Linked DNA regions of Homo sapiens: region 2 is linked to region 1. The links are chromatin contacts, found by Hi-C in ENCODE. All regions are on one chromosome and are shown on one strand. Each heading gives the region's core, a stretch centred on a gene start or an enhancer-like site at or near the end of the contact. The rest is flanking DNA. Distances are from core to core; before and after follow the strand shown. Region 1 holds the start of ANTXRL (ANTXR like). Region 2 holds the start of LINC00842 (long intergenic non-protein coding RNA 842).

Region 1 (5,816 bases), core at 1,709-4,208:
ACTTGAAAACATTATGCTAAGTGAAAAAGGTCAGACAGAAAAGGCCAAATATTATATGTTTGCTTGATTACATTGTGTGACTCCCCTTACATGAAGTACCTACAATAGGCAAACTCATAGATAGAGAAAATACACTAAAGGTCACTAGGGCTTGGGGAAGGGAGGAATGGGGAGTTATTGTTTAATGGAAATAGAAGTTTTTTGGGTTTTGATGGGGATGGGGTTTGAGACAGGGTCTCACTCTGTCGCCCAGGATGGAGTGCAGTGGTGTAATCTTGACACACAGCAGTCTTGACCTCTCAGGCTCAAGCGATCCTCCTGCCTCAGCTCAGGCTGAGTAGCTGGGAGTGGAGGCACACATCACCATGCCTGGCTAATTTTTGTATGTTTTGTATGGACAGGATTTTGCATGTTTCCCAGGCTGATCTTGAACTCCTAGACTCAAGCGATCCTCTTGCCTTGGCTCCCAAATTGCTGGGATTACAGGAGGGAGCTACTGCTCCCGGCTGAGAATAGAGTTTCAATACGCAATGATGAAACATTTCTGGAGATGGATGGTGGTGATTGCACAACACTGTGAATGTACTTAATGCCGCTGAATTGTACACTTAAAAATGGTAAATTTTTGTTATGTATGTTTTCCCACAATTAAAAAATTACTCAAAAAATACAAGGGGTCATTCCCACTTAGAGCCCTCAAATGTCACCTGGCCAAGAATAGGAGCGCATGGGAGGCTGATTCATTTTCTTCCAGCTCAATCCAATCAATGAACAAGTGAATAATGAGTCTCATGAATAAGCTGGACGCTAATGACCAAAGAGCCTGCCTGCAGGCAGTAGATGTTGTTTCTGCCTGGAGGATTACCGCAAGTTTCTCAGGGTCCCGCCCAGCTGCGTGGTCTTTGGATGGGCTTTGGAGTCACAAAATCCAGAGTTTCAATTCAGCACCATGGTCTATCTGGAGGCTGTGGTGGGTCATTCCCTGGCCATGACCTGGCTCATTGCCTCCTCCTTAGAATGGGGCAATGCCCTTTACCCCCAGCCTTGTTAGGAAGACTCATTAAGGTTGCTTTTGTCTGCTCCCTTTACATCCACTCTAGGCACTCCCTCTGCATTCCCCCTCATCCAGTCTGTCTGGGATTACATCAGGGCCTCTGCAGTTCCTGTGAGTTTCTAGCCTGTGGCTCTGCCTTGCCTGGCAGGTCCCTTCATCCCCATCCTCTGTCATCGCCTCTGACCTGCAAATTCTCCCTTCATCCTCATCACACTTGGCAAGGTGAAAATGAAGATACCCTTTTTACAGATGGGGGACACGAAGGCACAGAATGATGAAGCAACTTGCCCAAGACTATGTGGCTAGTGAGTGGACTCTGCCTGTCTCCAGAACTGAGTTGCTCCTTCCCCAAGAGTAGCAGAACAGTCAGAAACCATGGGAATTGGTGGGCTGGGGTACACGTCCCCTAACCATTAGTATCCAGGAGGAATGAGAAAAATCAGAGGAATTTCAACCTGCGATGCTGGAAAGTGTGCAGCACAGGAAGCCGGAGTCTTGTCACACTAGCTGTCTCTGGATGCTTCCCCAACCTCCAGGAGCCACCCTTGTCCAGGAACCAGATAGAAAAATACCTGTACTACTCACAGCCCAGGATTGTGGTGAGGTGCCAGGAGTGCAGGGGAAGGGCTTTGGAGGCCAGAAAGTGCTGCAACATTCTCCTGAAGATTGCACCACTGCTGCTACTGAATAAGCACAGAGTATTACCACCCAGCAGGAGGAGCAGGAAAGGGAACCAAGGCAATCTCTCCAAAGCTGAACATTTGCCTCTTTTCTTTCCTGGTGAGCCAGAAGGTGCCTAATACGTAGCCCAGCTTCCCCAGGGCCAGCCTGAAACAGACCAAACTGTTCTGAAAGTGTAGGAACTATCGCGTGGCTCTCCAAGTTGCAGAAGAGGCACTTAGAAGCAGCCAACCAAAGGCCTTCTCTAAGCAGTGACATTAGAATGCCCAACACAGGCAACAAAGCAATCTCTGTGGGGCCCAGTAAAATAGAAGTCATTTGCGTGAAAAAACAAACAAGCAAAACAACACAGAAACCCCAAACATCCGCAGTGAGCATCTGAGAACTGCTGAGAGGCAGGTCCGAGCAATCATCTGTTGCAGCAGCGTGAGGATGAGGATGCTGACCCAGCTGATGGAGGGGTAGGGAATCGTCCAGAACCCCTTTGGTGGCTTTTTTCCTCATCCAGGAGATGAAGCACCAGGGAAAAGAAAGCCAGGGCATTCTTTCTGCCTCAGAAAAACAGGAGGCCTAGGTCTGGTCTGACCAAAGTTTGGCCCTGCTTCTGTGACGGAAGCTTGCATCTCCTTGAGTGGTGTCCTGTCCCTAGTGAAAAAGAGACAGTGGCTCCTGAGGGTGACCCAGGGCCAGAGCTAGAAGGGACACTCACTTGTCCAAGATGAAGTAGAGGTCAAATGAGCCCTGGCATCTGTGACCTGCTTGCCCCTGGCGCCAGTGCTGCCTCCATCCTGGGCCATGGTGGTGGTGGGCTCTCCTGGAGCCCAGGGCCAGGCGGTGAAATATTCTCCAGTCAGGTCCATGGTACCGAAGGCTTCCTGCTCTAAAAAGCGGTGGAGGAAGCAGCAGCAGCAGCAGGAAGACCAGGAAGTAGGGCCCCAGGGACTCATGGCTCCCCATTATCTGGCTGTCCCTGTGACCCCACCTCACTCTTGGGTGCCTGTGCCAGGGCCCAGAGAGGCTGAGCACAGGCCCCTTCTTTGCCGCCTCCCCTTATGCCCGGGGCCACACCCCTCCTCCTGCCCTTTCACCAGTGCACACTATGGCCCTCCACCAGGTACCTCCCCAGATCGCAGGGACTAGGGTCAGCAGCTGGCTCTGGGAGACTTGCTTCCAGCTACCTGCCTGGCCCTTCCCCCACCCTGGGGACAGAATTCTCTGTTATGGTTGACAGGAAGGTTGACATGGTGACTTTGTGACCTGCAGCTCTTCCCAATGTCCTGCATGTTGACAACATCAGGGGGAGGCACAGGACCTTTGGAGGGGCTACAAGAGGAAGCCTCCATTTCCCTTATAACAGCCCTCACAGTGTCCCTTAAAACCACTAGACCCTGCTGTTTGTTCATTGGAAGAGTTAGCCCAGGTGAGTTAGGTGAGGACATTGCTGTGGGTGAGGAGGTCAAGGACTGGGAGGCCAGAGTGTTGGCAATGGGAGGTTATTTGTGTGACACTGAAGTCCCCCAGGAGATGGCAGTTCGGGAAGGAGATGGAAACTGCAGTGTTGCCAGAGTCTTTGTGAATGAGGGACATTCCGGTTCTCTACTGCTGTGTAACAGACCACCTACATTTAGGGACACAGAACAGGCCCATTTTATTATGCTCACAGGTTCTGAGGATCAGGCACTCAGGGCGGAGTTAGGAGGGCTCCTCATGTCTGGGGCCCCATAACTTGAAGGATTGGGCACTGGAATTATCTGGAGGCTGCTCCACTCACAAGTGTGGCTCCTAGGCAGGAGGGCCCAAAACCTGGGCTCAGCTGGGACTGTGAATGGAGACCCTGCATGTAGCCTCCCCGTGTGACCTGGGCTTCCTCCCAGCATGGCAGCTTCAGGGTGCTTGGGCTTTTACAGGTGGCCCAGAGGTCCAAGAGTGAGTATTTTCAGTGAGCACGGCAGAAACTGTAGAGCTTTTTATGACATCACCTTGGAAGTCACACAGTGTCACTTCCACTGTGCTCTATTGGTCCAAGCAGTCACAGCTGCCAAGAGTCAATGGGCAGGAACACAGGCCCCCTCTCTAGGGAAAGAATGTGGACAGGTTCACATCCCAGTGTCAAAACTGCTGTATGACCAACGCTTTGAATAGCAGAGAGGTTACAGTGTGTGGAAAGACGTAGGCACCAATGAGTGAGACTCAAACAGGACTCAGAAAAGTCAGACTGTAACTGTTAGAAACACCTTAATCAATTTTATTTTATTTTGTATGCACAAGAGTGATATCCAATTAAAAATCGTTCTCTAATAAGTCTAAAATATATCTTTCAATATGTGTAATATACAAATTACAAGTGATAAAAGTATTGGGTTAGTTTTTTGTTCTTTGATTTCTTTTGTTTTGGAACTGTATTTAATATAATAGAGTATCTTAAATAAGGGGTATTTCAGAATGAATGAAGCCCAGTATATTTCCTTCAAAAGCATATTTGAGCTATCTTGCTTCATTCTTCTTGATACTTGGTATTAGCATACTTTAATATTTTTGCCTGGTGGTAAGTCATCTCCTTGTGGTTTACTTTTTTCTTATTTTATTTATTTATTTTTTTGTAGAGACAGGGTCTTGCTATGTTTCCCAGGCTAGACTCCACCTCCTGGCCTCAAGGGATCCTCTGGCCCTGGACTCCCAAGCGCTGAGATTAGAGGTGTGTGAGCCACCCTCACTGCCCTCTTTGTGGTCTTAATTTGCTATTTCCTAATTACTAATGGGAACTGGTCACCTACTCACTTGATTTTGGTCGTTCATGGTTCCTCTTTGAAGTGCCTATTTAATGCCGGCATCCATTCTTTGCTTCAGGTGTTTTTCTCTTTCACATTGACTCAATAACAGTCTTTATATATCCTGGATACTAATCCTTTATCACTTGCTGCAAGTATCTTCTTTTACTCTGTGGCTTGTTTTTTTCACTTCATTTATTGTTTTTTAAACAAAGCCTAAGTTCTTAATTTTAACGTACTTGAACTGACATTTTCTACCCTGGCCCCCTCCCACCCTTAGTTCCCAGACACCTCTTATGATCTGGGGTCGAGGAGCCCGCCTTCCTGGCGGTCTCAGCTGGGGCCTGGGGAGCGAAGGCGGCGGGCGCTCGCGGGAGGAGCTGCGCGATTCGGATGCTGGGGAGGTGAAGCTCGCGGGGCCGCCAGGCCGCCGGGGTAAGGAAGGCCGGGAGGCCGCGGGGGTCCACGGCGCGGAGGGAGCCGCAGGCACCGGGCACAGCCCTCGCCCATCGCCGAGACCCGGCAGGCCCAGGAGCCAGAGGGCGGCGGCGTGAGAGGGAACCGCCTCCAAAGGACGCCCTCGCCCTCCCGCAGGCATAGTCGCAGGCGCCAGTCCCGGTCCGAGCCAGCTGGGGGTGGCTCCGGGGAGCTGAGCCGGGGGAGGGCCGGGCCGCCCAACGGATCAATAGGGGGGTTTCTCCCAGGTTGCCGTTTCTCTGGCCCGCGACGCCCTACCCGCCGGAGCCGCCCAACCGCAAGCCCCGCCCCGAAGGCGGGTGCAGCCAGGAAGGCGGGGCCTGGTGGCCTCTGGGCGCTGGCGCCAAGTTCAGAGCCGCGCCCTGGGCTGGGCGGTGGCGGCCGCGTCTGCACTTCCCCCCCTGCGCGCCTCTGGAGAGCCCGGGAGAGACGCACCCTCAGGTCGGCCAAGACCGAGAACAAGCGGGCGCGGGCAGCGGAGCCCATCTCACTTGCACGAAAGGCAGCGTTCTTGAGTCCTGCCTTTGACGGCGGGGGGTTCTTCCCTTCCCTCTGTCAGCTTCCTCCAGCTCTCTCCCATGTCCTTTCCGAGTCCCATTGCTGTCCCTGTCTCTTGCCTCTCTGCTTCTTGTCTCCTTGTCCTCTCCTGTTTCTCTCATCTCTCCCTTTTTCTTGTGTCCGCCTTGTTGGCTATTTCTCTTTTATCCTTTTTCCTTCTCTCTCTTTCGGCCTCTCCCCTCACTCTCCCTATAGGCTTCCTTCTCTCTTGCAAGCAAGAATTCTTCTTATGTTTTTCCCCTAAGGTGACTTCTTGGCCATAATCGTTTGCATCCACC
Region 2 (6,034 bases), core at 1,242-3,741, 110 kb before region 1:
CTACCGAAACCAGCCTAAACAACCAAAAACAGATTAAATGAGTAGAGATTGGTTAAATAAATTATGGTACATTCACAATGAAATCTTACACTGCTGTTAAAAAGTATTAATTTTTCCTAAAGATATATTAAATACATATAATTAAAAATAGAAAGAAGACTAGCATTAGACAAAAGCTAGAGAAGTAGGGAAAGTACATATATTTTTGCGTATTCCTAGAGAATTTCTAGAAGCATATACAGGAAACTTAACAATCGTGAGAGAGTTTGGAGAGGACTTTGGCTGGGGGTTCTGGAGTGGTGCAGAGATTTATTTTCACCACTTACTCTTTTGTACTACTTGATTTTCTAGAAGCATATGCAAGATGAATTTCTAGAAGCATATACAAGAAACTTAATAACTGTGAGAGAGTTTGGAGAGGACTTTGGCTGGGGTCTCTAGAGTGGTGCAGAGATTTATTTTCACCATTTACTCTTTTGTACTACTTGATTTTTATCAAGTGCGTGCATTACTTTTTTGCCTTTTAGGTTTTTATTTTATGTATGTTTAGACTTTTAAATTTTCAAATAATCATAGATTGACAAGAATTTGTGAAGGGGTCCCAATATCCTTCACCCAGTTTCTCCACTGTTTACGTTTTACATTCTACAAAACAATATCAAAACAAAGAAACTGACATTAGCACAATGTGTGTTCTTCTATTACATTGTATCACATGTGTAGATTCCTGTAACCACCAAGACACAAAACTATCCCATCATCCCAAGATCTCTCCTGCTACCTCTTTGTAGTCACACTTCCCCACCACCGCCTCTAACGCCTGCCAACCACTAATCTGTTTTCACTGTTTATAATTTTGCCCCTGGAAGAATGTTATACAAGTGAAATCGTACAGTATGTGACTTTTTGAGATTGGTTTTTTTCACTTAGCCTAATGCTCTTGAGATCCATCCATTTAGTTATTTGCATGAATAATGTTTCTTTTTATTGCTGAATATTGGCATAGATGTGTCACTTAGTTTAAGCATTCACTTAGTGAGGGACATTTTGGTTCTTTTCTAGTTTCTGGCTATGATAGGAAGACACAGGAGAAAATCATCTGGACCTAGGAGTTGAGGATGAGTTCATAGGCATGGCACCCAAGTACGATTCATTAAAGAAAGAATTGATAAATTGGACTTCATCAAAATTAAAAACTTTGCCTCTGCAAAATATTCTGTTAAGATGATGAAAGGACAAGCTATGGAGGGGAGAAAATATTTGCAAACTGCATATCTGACAAAGGACTCACATTTACAATGCATAAAGAGCTCTCAAAACTCAACAGTAAAAAAAAAAATCTGATAAGAAATTGGGCAATAGACATGAAGAGACATTTCATGGCCGAGTCAAATCAGCATGTGGAAATATATTTAACATCATTAGCCTTTGGGGAAATGCAAATTGAGATCATGAGAAATCACTGCACACTTATTTGAGCAGTTGAAATAAAAATATAATGATAAAACCAAATGCTAGCAAGGATGCAGAGAAACCAAATTTCTCATCCCTTGCTTGTGAGAATATAACATGATACACACAGCCACTCCCAAAAATAGATTGACAGTTTCTCAAAAAACATGCACTTACCATATTACTCAACAATCACATTCCTGGGCTTTTATCAGAGAAATTATAATTTAAGTTTGCACAAAAAGCTACACACAAATGCTCATAACTGCTCTATTCGTCATGTTTTTATTGGCAGGTAATTTACATACAAAGAAATTCAAAAATCTTAAATTTCACAATTCAATGTGTTTTGTCAAATGCCTGCACTCCTGTCCCTCCCCCACTGTAAGATTTACAACACTCTAGCACCCCCAAAAAGTTATTTCATGCCCCCTTCAGCTAACCTCTACCATGCCACTCCATCCATAAACCCCAAAGCAACTATTAAAAAAAAAAAAAAAAGGCAAAAACCGCAATTACTTTTGCACCAACCTAATACTAGTCTGATTTTTAAATCACAGATTCATTTTCATATAAATGGAATCATACAATGTTTATTCTTTCATACCTGACTTCTTTCATTCAGGAACACGATTCAGAGCTTCTGCTGTGCAGTAGGGGACATCAATAGTTCATTTTCTTTTTATTGTCTGCTAACATTCCATTGTATGGATTCAACCTAGTCTGTTTATTCATTCTTCTTACTGATGAAGTTTTTTTCTCACGGCTTAAGTCCAAGGTGTGTCTTTTTCGTCCAGCCAGGTGGCCCCGGCAGGTCGCTCCTCAGGGACCCACATGGGTCAGGGCGGTGCAGCAGTGACCCACAGGGGCCAGTGCAGTTGAAGTGGCTTTGAAACCTGATTGGAGAAACAGACTGCTCAGCTGTTAAGAACACACAGCGCTCCAGAAAACTGGTGTTCAACACAACGCGTCACTCCGGCTTCCACTGCTGCTGCGGAGAGTCAGGTTCTCCGGCAAGGCCCCGCGCGCCCGCCCCCGCGCGCCCGCTTCTCTGTCCAGGGAACGCCTTTCTGCGGGCGGAGGCGGCTACGAGGGGGCGCTGCGAAAGCGGATTTCCAGGCACGCCTGGCGCCACTAAGCGGCGCTGAGACGGCGCTGCCTCCTGACTGCCGGTTGGAGGCTACAGGGGCTCTGGGGCAAGGGCCGCTTTTAGGAGTTTGCTGGTCACGAGGGGGGACGCGACCTCGTCCAAGATCTGTCTGCAAGGGACCCTTCCCAGCCGATGTGAACACAGCCCGGGGAAAGGGGTCTTCCGGGGAGCAAAGGCAGCCCGGGAAGAGGAGTAGGGGCTGAAACCAAAGGCAGCCTGGGTACCCAGGTTTTCCCAGGGGACAAGTCCCCCAGTTAGCTGGGCACAGGGAGGCATGGAGAGCGGCAGCAACTGCGTTGGGATGGGGCGGCTGCCCCAGGTTGGGGCGGTGACCCATGTTCCACCAGGCCAGGCGCAGGGCTGAGGTGGCTGACTCCTGTTTCACAAGTGAAGACCTGGTCACCCCAGCAGCAAGGCATTCCGGAGTGGGAGAATTCCTGAGTCCTGGGGAGGAAGCCGTGGTTACAGGGCTGTGGCCCTGAGCAGGAGCTGGCTGGCCCAGCAGGGTGGGCCGAGCACTTCAGTCAAGGCTGAGCGCCAGGCACCAGGGACTCAGGTCTGAGAGACCTGATGTACATCCTGCTCCAGAGCAGATCACAGAGATGCGCCCGCATGAATCCCCAGGCTAAGCCCAGAATTCCGTGGAAGATGCCCATGGGCCAGGAACACGGGTAGTCACCGCGCTAGGGCATCACACAGGGCCCCCCTTGGCCAAATACCACGAGGGAACTTAGACACCTGCATGGGGCCATGGAAGTGCCTGCAACCTCACACTCAGGCCTAGGGCTTACCGAGGTATTGCAGATATTTGTGTTCTCAGAGTAGGAGCTTAGGAATCAGTATCTTCTCTTCGCTACAGGGACAGAGATGCAGTGGCCTAGGACACATCACAAATATTTAAAACGATGTCCTTGGTCAAGGACAGAGGTAGCCAAGGCCAGCCTTCTCCCAGGAAACTAACCCAGGACCCCAAAGCACAGAGCTGTTAGGTGGGAGGGAATTGGTCTGTATGTCTCCCTATAGTGTTGCAACACTTCGGCGCTGGGCTCCCTGTCCCAGACTCACCTTCTATACTCAAGCCAGAGGCCTACGAAAGCCGGGTTAAGATCTTCCCCTGCCTGTCCCTGTAAAGCTTCCCCACTGTCTCTGGAAATCATTTGAGCTTCTTAGCCCCACAGCATGAGCCCGCTCTGACTCAGGCCCTGACAAGCTCTTTCTCTTCTGTCTCTCCCTCCTCTGTTGATATGGACACACCATTCCTTTGGCATGTCTAGTACAGACCAGATCCCCTGCTGTTGTTAGCATTCCTCCCTCTCCCTGGAATGTTCTTCCTTATCTGTCTACCTGATAAGCACTGAGTCATCCTGCAAAACTCTGCACAGCTTTCACCTTCCCTGAGGAGCCTCCCCTGGCCAGCCCCACCCTGTTGCAGGCAGAATGCTTGGCGGTGGGTTGCTGACCACAAATCCATTCCCCCTTTATTCCTTGCCAAGGGAATGCTGATTTTGCTCAGGTTGTCAACCCTCAGGGAGGTGACCCTAAACATGCCAAGTCCAACACACTAGCTCTACCCCCTGAGAGCATGAGAACAACACGGATGGGCATGTGCCCGGATCTGGCTTTGCCCTCATGGACTGCAGGTCAGGGGTGGGAAGCTCTTATAGAGCAGCCCCAGGAGCCCTAGGGGCCATCCTGCTGGCCATGCCATGGCAGTGTCAGAACCCCAAACAGCACCTGGGGTGAAGGAGCTACTGAAAGAGTGGAGAGACTCCACTTTGTCCTGTTAGATCTGTCTCAGAAGTATTTTTATTAGGATTGACTGGGTAAGCTTTCTTCCACAGGGAGCCTAAGGGGGCCCAGAGATTCTTCTCAGAATTGGAGGCCATCAAGGATTGGCTCAGGCTCGCTGGCTACTAGGCTCTCCTGTTCCCAAAGTCCATACTCTTGTTTGTTGTTATTCAAAAATATTTGTTGAAAGCCTGCTATCTACTAGGCCCTGAATGTTTAAAAACAAATAAAGTTCCTGCCTTCAAGGGGCTCACAGCTTTTCTGAGAGGACACGTAAACAGATAAAATGTCATTAGGGTGTAGTTCTGTGTAATAGAGGGTGTTCTTAGGTGCTGACAAGAGCATCTACTCTGTAGTTTAAGCAGAAAACAAATGTATGAAAGGCTATTGGACGGCTCACAGAATTCTGTGCGGCACGAACACTGTGTCTCAAATCATGCTGCAGGACAAACTTGGGGCTCAGTATGCTGGACCATGTTGTGCCTTCTCTCCCAGCCAGTGCTGCAATGGAAGAAAAGGAATTCAGCTCCTAGGAAATGCAAAACATTGATCTGAGGATAGAGAAGGAGTATATGTAGATATCATCTCTTGGAGGGAATTAAAAAGCAACGATGATAGAGCTATGGCAAGGCTACAGGTAGGGAATACCTATGGCAAAGAAAAACCAGAGCTAGACGATAAAGTAGTAAAACCAGATTTTATTCAGGACTATTGCAATAAGCGAAAAGAGACCTCAATATACAGTCAGGCTGATTCTAAAAACAGCATGAGAAGTTGAGACTTGGAGCCATGGAGCAGGTAGGAGTTGAAAGATGGAAAATTACCAAGAGGAAATGCCAGGGGTGAGGGTGATGCTGGCTAAACTGACCTAACAGGAGACCTGCTGAAGAAAGGCCAGGGTGACCAGACATCACCTGGGAAGGTGGAGGATGAGGACCCTGATCGGATATTGGGAGTGGTCAGATAGGAACAAGGGGAGTTCTTGCTGAATTGACTTAGTGGGATTCTTGCTCAAATTGAATTTTACAAGAAAGTACACAGATGAGCCTAGAAGGTTCAGGAGCCTGACTCAAGTTTGCTCAAGCAAAGAAACTTTGTCACTATTCCCTTATTTTTCCCCTATGCTGAAATTAAACTGGGCAGACTCCAAATTATCTTTAAAAACATAGGTGTGTTTTTAACAAATTCCAAAGAGCAATTGCAAAAGCACCTGTGGAGCGTGTCTGCTTTACCAGAAGTGCCCAAAAGGTTACTCCAGCAAAAATGATTAGCAGGTGCTGTGGATGCTGCTGGTGTCCTGGCCAGGGCCCCTTTGCTTCCTTCCCCAGGTGCCATGGGGGTCACCTGGTGGGAGTCAGCACATGGGGCCGTGACCCCTTACACCCATGCTGCTCCAGCTCTGACCCCAGGCAGAGAGAGCTTCCCCTCTAATCTGAGGAGACCTCTTGCTTCCAGGCCTGTCCCACATTTCTCTGCTGGCAGGGAGGCAGTGGGGGTGATGTCCATTCTGCCCCATCAGGGGAGATGATCAACTTCATGACTCTGCTTAAGCAGATCCCCTTGCTGGGCATGTACTTGGACTTGACCAAATTTCCTTGGCTGCAGCTCTTCTCAAGGCTCCTGTTTGGCCACATGAGGCCTGTT

What was found. A loop is a pair of places that touch in the nucleus more often than their neighbours do. Pooled maps may share reads with other maps.
Region 2: a loop to region 1 is called in a pooled map, with 2.5 times the contacts of the local background. The contact joins the promoter of LINC00842 here to the promoter of ANTXRL in region 1. A Hi-C loop is called at or near these places in 1 of 50 pooled maps.

The regions. Positions count from the first base shown.
Region 1 is chr10:46,284,139-46,289,954 of GRCh38, reverse strand. ANTXRL (ANTXR like) reads right to left here and starts at 2,958. Exons shown (of 17, transcript NM_001278688.3): 1 at 2,445-2,958. The coding sequence starts at 2,692. It overlaps LOC105378577 (a long non-coding RNA gene), which reads right to left and starts at 5,105. Exons shown (of 1, transcript NR_160731.1): 1 at 3,958-5,105. RefSeq lists a silencer at 4,915-5,404.
Region 2 is chr10:46,394,819-46,400,852 of GRCh38, reverse strand. It overlaps LINC00842 (long intergenic non-protein coding RNA 842), which reads right to left and starts at 2,491. Exons shown (of 4, transcript NR_033957.2): 1 at 2,060-2,491. RefSeq lists an enhancer at 3,616-4,231.